Linked DNA regions of Homo sapiens: all the other regions are linked to region 1. The links are chromatin contacts, found by Hi-C or POLR2A ChIA-PET in ENCODE. All regions are on one chromosome and are shown on one strand. Each heading gives the region's core, a stretch centred on a gene start or an enhancer-like site at or near the end of the contact. The rest is flanking DNA. Distances are from core to core; before and after follow the strand shown.

Region 1 (3,811 bases), core at 528-3,027:
GCCAAGGCAGGAGGATTGCTTGAGGCCAGGAGTTCAAGACCAGCCTGTCAAACATAGTAAGACCCCATCTCTATTTTAAAAAAGAAAAAAAGGCCAGGCACAGTGGCTCATGCCTGTAATCCCAGCACATTGGGAGGCCAAAGCGGGCAGATCACCTGAGGTCAGGAGTTCAAAACCAGCGTGACCAATATGATGAAACTCTGTCTTTACTAAAAATACAAAAATTAGCCTAGTGTAGTGGCATGTGCCTGTAATCCCAGCTACTCGAGAGGCTGAGACAGGAGAATAGCTTGAACCTGGGAGGCAGAGGTTGCAGTGAGCCAAGATTGAGCCATTGCATTCCAACCTGAGCAACAAGAGCAAAACTCCATCTCCAAAAAAAAAAAAAGGCCACATACAGTGGCTCATGCCTATTATCCCAGCACTTTGGGAGGCCAAGGCAGGAGGATCGATTGAGCCCAGGAGTTCAAGACCAGCCTGGGCATCATAGTGAGACACAGTCTCATTTAAAAAAAAAAAAAAAGAAAGAAAGAAAGAAAAAGAAAAAAAAGATCAAGAATATACCAATAGTCCATATTAGTAATTATGATGATTGTTGTTATTGTTATGACTACTATGGGGAGGGGGGTTACAAAGCTGACTGAGTACGGGTTAAAGCCTTCCCAAGCCACAGGTTATTACCCAAAAATAGAACATAAAGAAAAATCCTTATGAAATGGTGCCCAGATTCCATTTAAAGACGTGTAGGCCAGGTGCTGTGGCTCACGCCTGTAAATCCTAGCACTTTGGGAGGCCAAGGCAGGTGTATCACTCACGATCAGGAGTCTGAGACCAGCCTGGACAACATGGTGAAGCCCGTTTCCACTAAAAATACAAAAATTAGCCAGGCTTGGTGGTGCACACCTGTAATTCCAACTACTCAAGAGGCTGAGGTAGGAGAATTACTTGAACCCAAGAGGCAGAGGTTGCAATGAGCCGAGATCGCACCACTGCACTCCAGCCTGGACGACAGAACGAGATTCCGTCTCAAAAAAAAAAAAAAAAAGAATAAAAGAAAGACAGGTAAACCTCAGAGAAATGACTGGGCTGGGAAGGAAGCAGCCTATTTATGACAGCCACGCACTTTACAAAAGCTCTCAGTGGGGGACGACAAGGCAAGCAAAGAAAGAACTTTCTTAAGTAAATATGAAATCAATTAAAGGAACAGATCCCTGGAAATAAATCATTTACAGAAACAGGTCCCACCTGTGGTTTCTAACACAAAATACACTGAATGCTCTACCTCAAGTCACTAAATGAAAACGGATTCCAAAGTAATTCAGTCTCTATACATGGTGAGTAAGAGGCGAGCTGCTAAAGCAAACCCTGCAAAACAAAGGTTTTCAAGATATCAAATCCATAGCCTTTCTTATCACAAAAGAGGTGAATGAATATGATGGTATTCTTACAGCATGTTTGCCATAGCATTTGTCAGGGAGTTATCCTGTGCAAAGGTAAGGTTTGGTATGCAGTGTCATTATTTTCCCACCTACTTCTGTCACAAGGTCTACTTAAAGGGCAGTTTCTTTCCTTAGTTCTTTAAATGCTTCCAAAAAGATATCTTAAGGTCAAGAAACTCCAGCAATGTGCAAATATCTTTCGGGAGTCGTCGATTTCCCCCTAGTACCATTAGGGGAAATGTTATTGTAGGCAGTCTACAGCAAGTTAATGGAGGGTCAAGTTTCTGTTTACTTTGGGACAGTATTAGTAATCGGAACCAGGAGGAAGGAGGCCTGGCGGCACAGGAGCACAGCATTCTTGGTCAGGCTGCCTTCGTTTGCTAGTTCGGATTCCAGAGTATGTTGAAATGATATTTCACATTCAATATTTGGAGAAAAAAACATATATATATATATTTACATACACACATACACACACACGCACATACACACACACATATATATAGTATCTATTTTGCTCTCCTTTCAAGACTTTTAGCCTTTCCACATTGGCAAAGGCTGGATTATAAGATTTGGATTCATTAGTGTTGCAACAACTCTGAGATTTGGTAGCTGAGGATTTTTTGTATTCTTTGCAAATTAGTCATAACGAGATGGGGTTTGATGACATTTTTCTCCTCAAACAGCCTCTTAGTAACCAAAGTTCAATAACAGATTAATACTCCTTTATCCAAACAAATTAAACAAATTCCGGAATATTTGGCTACATACTGGTACGTTCAACAAATATTTATTTGGTGCCGATCATGTACCTGGCACTAAGCAAGGCACTGAGGGGACAAAAGTGAACAAGACAAACTAGTGCTTATGAAGAGGCAGCAAGAGGAGTGTCTTTGCAGAGATGGAACAGTTCTATGTCCCAATTGCGGTGGATACATGAACCTGTACAAGGGGTACAAGATCGTAGAACCACACATATGTGCACACACACACTCACACATACACACAAGTGTATGTAAACTGGTGAAACATCAGAAAGGTCCTATAAGTCTAAACAATGGTATTATATCAATGTCGGTTTCTGAATTTTGATAATGTACAATAGTTATATAAAAATGTAATTCTTTTGAGAAACTAGATAAAGGGTACATAGAGGTATTTATATTATCATTTTAATTTCTTTTTTTTTTTTTTTTTGAGATAGAGTTTTGCTTTTGTCGCCCATGGCAATGTGCGACAAAGTGCAATGGCACAATCTCAGGTCACTGCAACCTCTGCCTCCTGGGTTCAAGCAATTCTTCTGCCTCAGCCTCCCGAGTAGCTGGGATTACAGGTACCGGCCACCATGCCTGGCTAATTTTTTGTATTTTTAGTACAGATGGGGTTTCACCATGTCGGCTAGGCTGGTCTTGAACTCCTGACCTCACTTCATCCACCTGCCTCAGTCTCCCAAAGTGCTGGGATTACAGGCGTGAGCCACCGCGCCCAGCCTATCATTTCAATTTCTTATGACCCTGAAGTTATTTCAAAATAAACTATTAATTTTTAAAAAGACTAGTCTTTGCTCTCACGGAGCTTGCATTCTAGTGGGAGAAACAGATAACTAACAAGTAGACAAAATAATCCCCAAATTACTTTATGTAGTGTGAAGAACATTGTTTAACAAGTGCCATGATATGAAATAATAAAAGATCCCATCCTTATCAAAGGACAATCAGAGAAGAGCTCTGTGAGGATAAGACATTCAAGCTGAGACCTAAAAAATAAGAAAGAGCCAGCCAGGCTTAGAGAGACGACCAGGAAACACAGAAGAACCTATCTAGTTTAAATCGTTAGAATGACCTTTGAAATTGTGACTTTATTAAGACAAAGTCTTGAAGGGTAGCCAGAGTTTGATGAGACGACCTTAGATTATTGGGAGGGTTGTGGTCCTAACAGAAAGCAAGAATATAAAAAGAATGCAAATACCTCTCGAGTACAATTGTCTTTAGCTCCAATAGAGTGCAGGACATTTAAGTGTCTTAAGAGTCAACAACATGCAAAATTCAATCAAGTGCTGAAAGCAGGTGGAGTAGATGGAAGAATTAGGAAACAGCTCTTGAAATCAGAGTTTAGGAATCTGAAACCACTCCTACTACAAATAGGATCACAGAGTCTCAGAGTCTTCAAGAGTGCATTTAGCCACACACATGCAGCTATGACTGTAGAGGAAAAAATATTTTGAGATATAATCTTGTCCACAGAGCATAAGCACCTTCCAGCCCTAAAAAAGTCTCCAATTATGTAGAGAAATGACCAAGCACAGTGGCTCATTCCTGTAATCGCAGCAATTTGGGAGGCTGAGGTGGGCCGATCGCTTGAGCCCAGAAGTT
Region 2 (3,811 bases), core at 620-3,119, 290 kb before region 1:
ATCACAGCACTTTGGGAGGCTGAGGTGGGCAGATCACCTGAGGTCAGAGTTTGAGACCAGCCTGACCAACATGGAGAAACCCCGTCTCTACTAAAAATACAAAATTAGCCAGGCATGGTGGCACATGCCTGTAATCCCAGCTACTTGGGAGGCTGAGGCAGGAGAATTACTCGAACCTGGGAGGCAGAGGTTGCAGTGAGCTGAGATTGCGCCATTGCACTCCAGCATGGGCAACAAGAGCAAAACTCTGTCTCGAAAAAAAAAAAAGCGAGTTTACCATTTCCTTTCAAATAACCTGCTTTTCCTGCTGAGTATCCTCTTCCCCTTCTATCATCCCTGTCACCAGATCATCACACTCTGCATCACTTCTGTGATATCACCACCACCTTCACCACTGTCACCACTACCACTACCATTACCACCAAGTCCTGCATGTATTTTTCTGGCATATTGATCTACTCTTGTGGTTTGTGAGATTGAGCTTGCCCCCAAGAATATACCGAGCCCTCATAAAACAATCTTGTCAGACATGTGGTCCCTATCTTCCAGAAGGAGCTTAACCCTCTCTTGCCTTATTCTCCACTTCTTTTCTTCAAAAGTTTTCCATTCAAACTAGCTCACTTACTATTTCCTTTCTGTAACCTGGTCCCCACTCCTTCCATTCATACTAACTTCCACTTAGATTGCTTTCCTTTCCCAAACTACCAAGATCCAGTGCAAACACCATGCTCTCCAGGAAGCCTTTCATGTTCTCTTCCCCAACTGTAATTCCTGTCTCTTCTAAACCTCCATCTCTGCATGTCCTTTAAACTAATTATCACTGTCTACCTTTTATTCTAATATTTCATGTTTTCCTCATAGTATAGTTTAATAAATGTTTGTTGATCACAGTTTTATGGTGTTGGTCACAGTTTTACCTGCAGGAGTTACATGTCTTTTGCTTCCACTCGAAAAAGAATGGAGGTGTCGAAAAAATAGGTGGATGCCTTTAAGATACAACTGACCAACGGCCCTGAACTTTCCACCTCAACCTGATATTCTGGGCTGAATTAAGAAAAAAAAAAGCATCCTCATAGCTGTGGAGGGGAAATTAATAAACCTTGATTCTGAGAAATATGAAGAAGTCATTTCCCTTTATTCTTCGTTTGGTGACACCATAAACTGGTCTGATAGACATAGCCAAAGAACAGCTTTCTCTATCATTGTCTTCTCATGTTCACTATGCCTTCTCAGAACCTAAAGGCTGGAAGGCGTAATGGAGCAGAAATTTTCTGCCCTGTTAGACACGGTAGTCTGTACCTAATGGTTCTGATGCCTTTAAATGCCCTCCATGATTATGGGATGGGAAGAGGGGAGTGTGTAATGTGGTGGGCACAAACTGGCCTGAAGAGACAGACCAATCTCAATTTAAATACTGGCTTTAGTACTTTCTAAAAGTCATTTCATTTCTTGAAGTCTCAGCTTCCTCATCTGGTAAAAAAAATGTGAATAACATCTACTATCCCATAAGATTTTTAGATGGATTTGAGTTTAAGTAGACAGACAGAGAGACATTCTCTAGAACAATACCTATTATTCCAGAAAAAAAATGACATAGTGTTTTCAATTTTGCCAGTAACTTCAATTGGAATGGATTCCATATTTACCAAATTTAGAACCGTAATGTAGTTTGGGATCTCAGACAAATAGTAAGACCAGTATATATACCAAAGGTCTAAGGCTACCCAGACAATTGTGTTGATATTAAGTAAATCAGAGATCAGGGCAGTAAATATTTATAGCAAATACAAGCCATGGAAAGCTCTATTGTGTCTTAGGAATGAAGAGTGACTCATGCATTGCTGCATGTTCAGACAAGGAGTGGTTGAGGAAGAAATCACCTTTTTTCCAGTTACCCAGCAAAGCTTTGGGGAAGAGGTGAAAATAGGGGAAGAAAGGGGCCTAGCTCAGCTAAGAATAGGTGGTGTGTCCAGAAACAGGGTTTAAGGATTAAAAGATAATGAGTTTATTAGCTCACCTAAAGAGAACTCACAGGGACTAGAAAACAGAAAAATAAGAAACACCTGGGTTTCTTTTCCTGGCACATACTTGCACGATCTCTCTGAGACTCATTCTATCATTTACTCACCCATTCATTCATTCATTCATCTATTCAGTCATTTACAAATATTTAGTTAGAAATCATGTACTGAGCAATGAGTAATGAACACACTGTGGAGGGATAGAAATGTCTTGAGTGTGTAATTATGAAAAGATAGATGTATTCCATAAGAAAACCCTCATTTCAATTTCACTTCTTTTTTTTTTTTTTTTTTTTTTGAGACAGAGTCTTGCTCTGTCATTTCACCCAGGCCGGAGTGCAATAGCGTGATCTCGGCTCACTGCAACCTCCACCTCCCAGGTTCAAGCAATTCTCCTGTCTCAGCCTCTCAAGTAGCTCCCAACTACAGGCACAGGCCACCACACCCAGCTAATTTTTGTATTTTTAGTAGAGACAGGGTTTCACCATGTTGGTCAGGCTGGTCTCAAACTCCTGACCTCAGGTGATCAGCCTGCCTTGGTCTCCCAAACTGGTGGGATTACAGGCATGAGTCACAGCCCGGACACCTCATTTTATTTCTTGATTTGATGAGGGATTTAACTAGATAATTATGTATCTCTGCCATCTCCAAAACTGAAATTCTGAGTGATGAAACTCACTTTGCCAGTTTGCACTTTGCAATTTGGCAAAGGTCATCAAACAGAATATTTCCCGTTTCCAATGTTCAGCACATCTGACAACCCTGAAGGGCTCCTATTACCTATGCATGCACTTGTGCACACACTTGTCCCCACAGGCCTGCAGACCTAATGACACACAGATATGTCTGGGAGTGGCACTAAGCACTCAGGGAAATGTGGACATTAGAAAATTATCTTGGGAAATTATCATGGGTTTAAAATCATGCATTGAGGTCAATATGCAAATAATTGCATCAAGTATTTACTCTTTATGAGATAATACTACTAAAATATTATCTTCTAAGGATTAAATTTTTGGTCTATTTCTATCCAATGAATTTCTTTTAAATCTGCAAAGTGAAGACATTTTCTCATGTTTCAAATATGAAAACAATGAGTTCTGATGATTTAAAAAAATCTCAAGTAACTTAAAATTGTTTAGTGCTAAAACTGCAAGTATCTCCCTCTTCTAGTGTTTGAGTCACTTATCTCAGATGTATTAGTCACATTCCTTAAGGCTGAACTTCATTTTATTAATTTCTGAAAATTTCTCCTTATGTAAGGAGATCTGGAGCTCTGCAGGAGCATTAGAACAAGATCAGTCTGTTCTTAACGTGACAAATTATACGGTTTCTATGTGAACATTGCCCTTCTTGATTCAGAGTCAGAAAGCATGAGAGTTGAGATGACTCACAGTTTCCCGACACTGGAGGAACTAGTTTACTTCTGCAGCCCCTTAAATACCATCAGAGACTGACTTGATTCTTCCTAAGTACAAGCAACTTTTGGAAAATCACATTCTAGGTAAGTGAGATAGTGTGGATAATGTACAATCTCAGTGGAAATTTAGCAATAGAATTGTATCAGTCAAAATCAGAAAAGGAACTAACAAAGCCCTTTGTTAACCCCCATGTTGCCCCTCGATAAAATCAATATTTAAACATTTTAGACAGATGTTTATACAGTAAGGTGACTTGGTAATGTTAATATTGGCGAGGAATACCAATGTCTTGATATTCCTTTACAAACAGGTTTCAAATTACAAAAAATAAGTCACAGATAGATGTATCAATAACATACCAATGCTCAG
Region 3 (3,811 bases), core at 772-3,271, 260 kb before region 1:
CAGAAGGGCTCTTGGGTTTATGGCTTAAACAAACATGGTAAATATGGTGCTATTCGTGGAGATGCAGGTCACAGGCCACAGAACAGAAGCAGTTGTGTACCCAATGACAGTGTTGGACAGGTTGAGTTTGAGGTATCTGGGGGACATCTGAGTGCAGATACCTAGCTATTAGTTGAATAAAGGACTCTAAAATCCTAAAGAACAGTGTTGCCTCAAGATTAAAGAATCATTACCATAGAGCCGGCAATTGAAACTCTACTAGTAAATAATGTTATCTGGCTGGCACTTCTAGAACAAGTGGAAAGAGCAAAGGAGACTAGGAAGAAGTTGTCAGAGGGGCGGGTTAAAAAAAAAGAAGAGTGCAGTTTTACACACACACACATATATATAGATAAAGTAAGCAACAGGGTCAACAGCTGCTGAGAGCCACAAGAATTTTCTATCTTTAAATATATTTATCTATTCTAAAAGGTAGGTCTTAGCAATAATGACTTTTCAAGGAAGTCCCATAATGGTTGCTGGACTTACCCTATCCCAGAATTGACTTTAAGAGATCAATTTATGTCTACACTGGGGCATTGGAGCAGCTTGTAGAGAATTTGACTCCATTCCTACAGTCCCCTAGGGGGATCTACCCTAGTAGAAAGTGTCACTTCTGACTTCACCATGCTTGTCAGTCACACCTGTATGGTTGTAATGCAAGAGGCAACCCCCAATTAACTTGCACTGCAGTGCCAAACAAGAGCTAACAGATGATGCCATAGCGAGGTAAGGAAAGTATTCTGTTAACATCTGTGAAAACTTCTGAGATGCAGAAGGCAATGGCACATTTAGAAATTTAGCCAAAATGATAGGGTCATCCACCTCCAATTTTAGAAGAAGAAGAAGAAAAAGAAGTCAACTGGAAAATGTGCTGAGACCTAATTCAGGATGTACCAAGAACTCCTGCCTCTAGAAGGGCACTTTCACCAAAGAGTATGCCAGCAGTGCTAGTTTTGAACTCCTCCAAAGAAAAGAGGGGCTAAGAAAATGTTCCTCTGCTTCCTCAACTCCTTCCAAACCACCACACGTTCTCAAACTAGTACCATTTATACTCTGCTAGTCCCATCAGCTGCTCACTAACCAAGCAGACTTATCAGTGTTTGAATAAAGGCTTTGACATTGCTACTTTAGTTTAAAAAAAAAATGAAATCTGATTTTCGTTGGTTGCCTTCCTACTACAGATTGCACAAATTACAAAGGTGGTCACAAATGATGTCTTCCAATAATTCTGCCTTAGTGAAGTCGATAGAATGGTGGCATCCACGGAGAAAGAAATACATGAGGGGGTGATGAAGAACCATGCTCCTCAGGAAAAGGAAATACAGTCCTTGATCTCTTGTAAATACTTCCAAAGGAATAAAAGCGGGAGCAGGGAGAAATGCGCCATGACAATGTATGTCAAAACATTGTCACTCAGAATGGATGGCATAAAAGGTTAAGAGGAAGAAAAGGGCAGGCGCTGTATACAGAAATTTTCAGTTGTGTTTTCAAATCACTCGGATTTGAGGTGCTGAAAGGCCTGGAGGCCAGGGATTTATGTATAAGCGAATCATTCAAAAACGTATAAATGGCTGCCAGAGCAAAGTACAATGTTCACTTTTGAAATGACAAAAAAAGCTTTGTTTTAAGTAGGCTGAATCGACTAAAGTCAAGTTTCAATGAAGCATGTTTTTGCTTTGGGTGTCATTATTTAGTTTGGCATCCATGCCAAAGAAACCTTTTTCTCACTGCAACTGTTGTTTTTCTTCTGCTCCTACAACCCTGAAAGTCTAGGCAAGATCCTGATGCTAAATATTTAAATGAGAACTGGCTCCCTGTTTACCTTTGATTCTGATAAAGGGAGTGGGGAGCATGGGGTCTTGATTGCTTGCCAGGACTTGTAAAGCTGATAGTTGTGTGCCTTGTCTCTTGAATAATCTGGAAAATCAAGTTTAGCTGGTTTGATCAAAGAGTTTGCAAGTCAGTTGAGAACTCTTGCATGCAATAACTATAGATACTGTATACATCGAACAGCCAAAGGCCAAAAAGTGAATAGCTTTGCCAGAGATAAAGGATTATGTATGTTATGCTTGTGAATACCAAAAGAAGGAATTCTCCATTTTAATATGGATTGCTAAGGTTTGTACCGCTTAGACATTCAGACAAACAAAATACTCTAAATCTTAGGGATTTAACTCATGATGAAAAAAATTTTTAATCCTGCTGCTATCAGCCCATATGAATCCAGTGTGGAGTGAGGGAATAAACGACACACTTCCTACTGACGGTTTATCAAGAGAGAGGAGAGTAGTTTTAAATAGTTTCGGGATGAGATTGCCTCATTTTTTTGGAATCACTTTTCATCCAAATCTTCTAGCTGGAACACCTGTAGAGACAAGAAGATTTTGATGGAGATTGATGTTGATACAGAAAGGACATGGCATGCACTGTTTTTCGGACATCTTCCTTTTGGGCAAGTAGGTCACGTGGGAAAAACTCAGTTTCTCTGCCAAGAAATGATACCCTGGATCAGGAAACTATATGTCTCAACCTGAGAAATGAGAAAAATTCAAACTGGAAAAGTTCAATCAGATCATCTGCATCTGGTCTTTCCTCTGAATTAACCATCTGACTGGGTCTCACAAGCTGATTTCATGCCCTGTGCTTTTATTTTGATTTAACTAACTCAAAATTCAACACCTTTCTTGGCAAAATTATGGACAATGAATTATGGACAACGAATTGCTCCTTCAGCCAAGTGTTTCGCTTCTTAAAAGATAATATTAAATAATTTCCTACGAGGAAAACCGTTGATGAGCCACTCAGTGCCCTAGTGTGGGTAAAGAATATTATGAATACCTGCAAAAAACAGGCACTTTGATTGTGATTTCTTAAAATGGACACTGTTTTAGTTACTACTGAGAATTCCCATGAAACTACTGTTGGGAAGAGTTTTACACACACATACACACACACGCGCGCACACACACACACACTTGGCACATTGATCTGGCATTAAACTAAATTACAGGTACAGCAGTGACACATGTAAACGAATATGCCAATACAAGTCACCGAATGTTATGTGCCATGCACAACAATAGGCAATGAATTATTGAGTTTTGTAGTAATTAAAGAACTACTTTGTTGCTAAGAATCAGTGTATTACTGGTTCTTATGAATCAGAATGAATGTAAAAACATACATTCTTATTAGCTGCATTTCCAAGAGTTAGAAAGATAAGAGGTGGATCACAGGTTTCAGGGAACTATTATTAAGTTCTCATAGTATTTTCTTAATCACATGCATTTTTTAAGAGAAAGCTCAGAGTCCATATCACATAAACAAGGTCTGATTGTGGGGTTTTGAATGGCTATTGCAGGGTTTTCTTCTTTCCACGTTGTTTTTCCCCCTCACTGCACCAAATTTCACTTCTCGGAATCAGGACCTGAACCAAAGTTAAACATCATAAAGAAATTTACCTAGTAAAGACGGACTTTTATTGACTGAAAAGCATTTTTACAGTGTAATCTGCACTTTTTTAAGTCCTTGTGGAAAATCCCCTATGATTGAGTGGTACTTAAAGACTTCAAAATACGCATTGCCCATGAAGCTTTCAAAAGTCAAAGAGAGGGGACAAAGGGGAAAAAACTGGTCTATCTGACCCACCAGTCTCTTGTCTCCACAACAAAAAGACTGCTTTTATGAGCCGCCCTGCTCATTGGCCTCACCACCCTGCCTGGCCTCTCGATCTTGGGGCAATGCCTGCTCTCTGGCCAGCAGCGAAACA

What was found. Hi-C counts contacts between places; a loop is a spot of excess contacts on that map. ChIA-PET counts read pairs that join two places held with the same protein, here RNA polymerase II (POLR2A). Pooled maps may share reads with other maps.
Region 2: a map of PC-9 shows a loop between it and region 1 (6-fold over the local background). The contact joins two enhancer-like sites. A Hi-C loop is called at or near these places in 2 of 168 maps with a recorded cell type or tissue (PC-3 and PC-9) and 1 of 50 pooled maps. POLR2A ChIA-PET finds 5 or more read pairs at or near these places in 2 of 52 experiments (CD4-positive, alpha-beta T cell and PC-9).
Region 3: a map of Caco-2 shows a loop between it and region 1 (9-fold over the local background). The contact joins two enhancer-like sites. A Hi-C loop is called at or near these places in 1 of 168 maps with a recorded cell type or tissue (Caco-2) and 1 of 50 pooled maps. POLR2A ChIA-PET finds 5 or more read pairs at or near these places in 2 of 52 experiments (GM10248 and HEK293T).

Annotation. Positions count from the first base shown.
Region 1 is chr13:73,136,742-73,140,552 of GRCh38, reverse strand. No RefSeq gene overlaps it. Among named protein-coding and RNA genes, the nearest start is that of KLF5, 80 kb to the right of the region's middle. Within about 2 kb of position 1,777, at least 9 of the 41 ENCODE cell types and tissues checked have a DNase peak (open chromatin) inside an H3K27ac peak, as active enhancers do; they include PC-3 and PC-9, where a contact is called at or near this core.
Region 2 is chr13:73,427,934-73,431,744 of GRCh38, reverse strand. No RefSeq gene overlaps it. Among named protein-coding and RNA genes, the nearest start is that of LINC00392, 130 kb to the left of the region's middle. Within about 2 kb of position 1,869, at least 5 of the 41 ENCODE cell types and tissues checked have a DNase peak (open chromatin) inside an H3K27ac peak, as active enhancers do; they include PC-3 and PC-9, where a contact is called at or near this core.
Region 3 is chr13:73,397,626-73,401,436 of GRCh38, reverse strand. No RefSeq gene overlaps it. Among named protein-coding and RNA genes, the nearest start is that of LINC00392, 160 kb to the left of the region's middle. Within about 2 kb of position 2,021, at least 5 of the 41 ENCODE cell types and tissues checked have a DNase peak (open chromatin) inside an H3K27ac peak, as active enhancers do.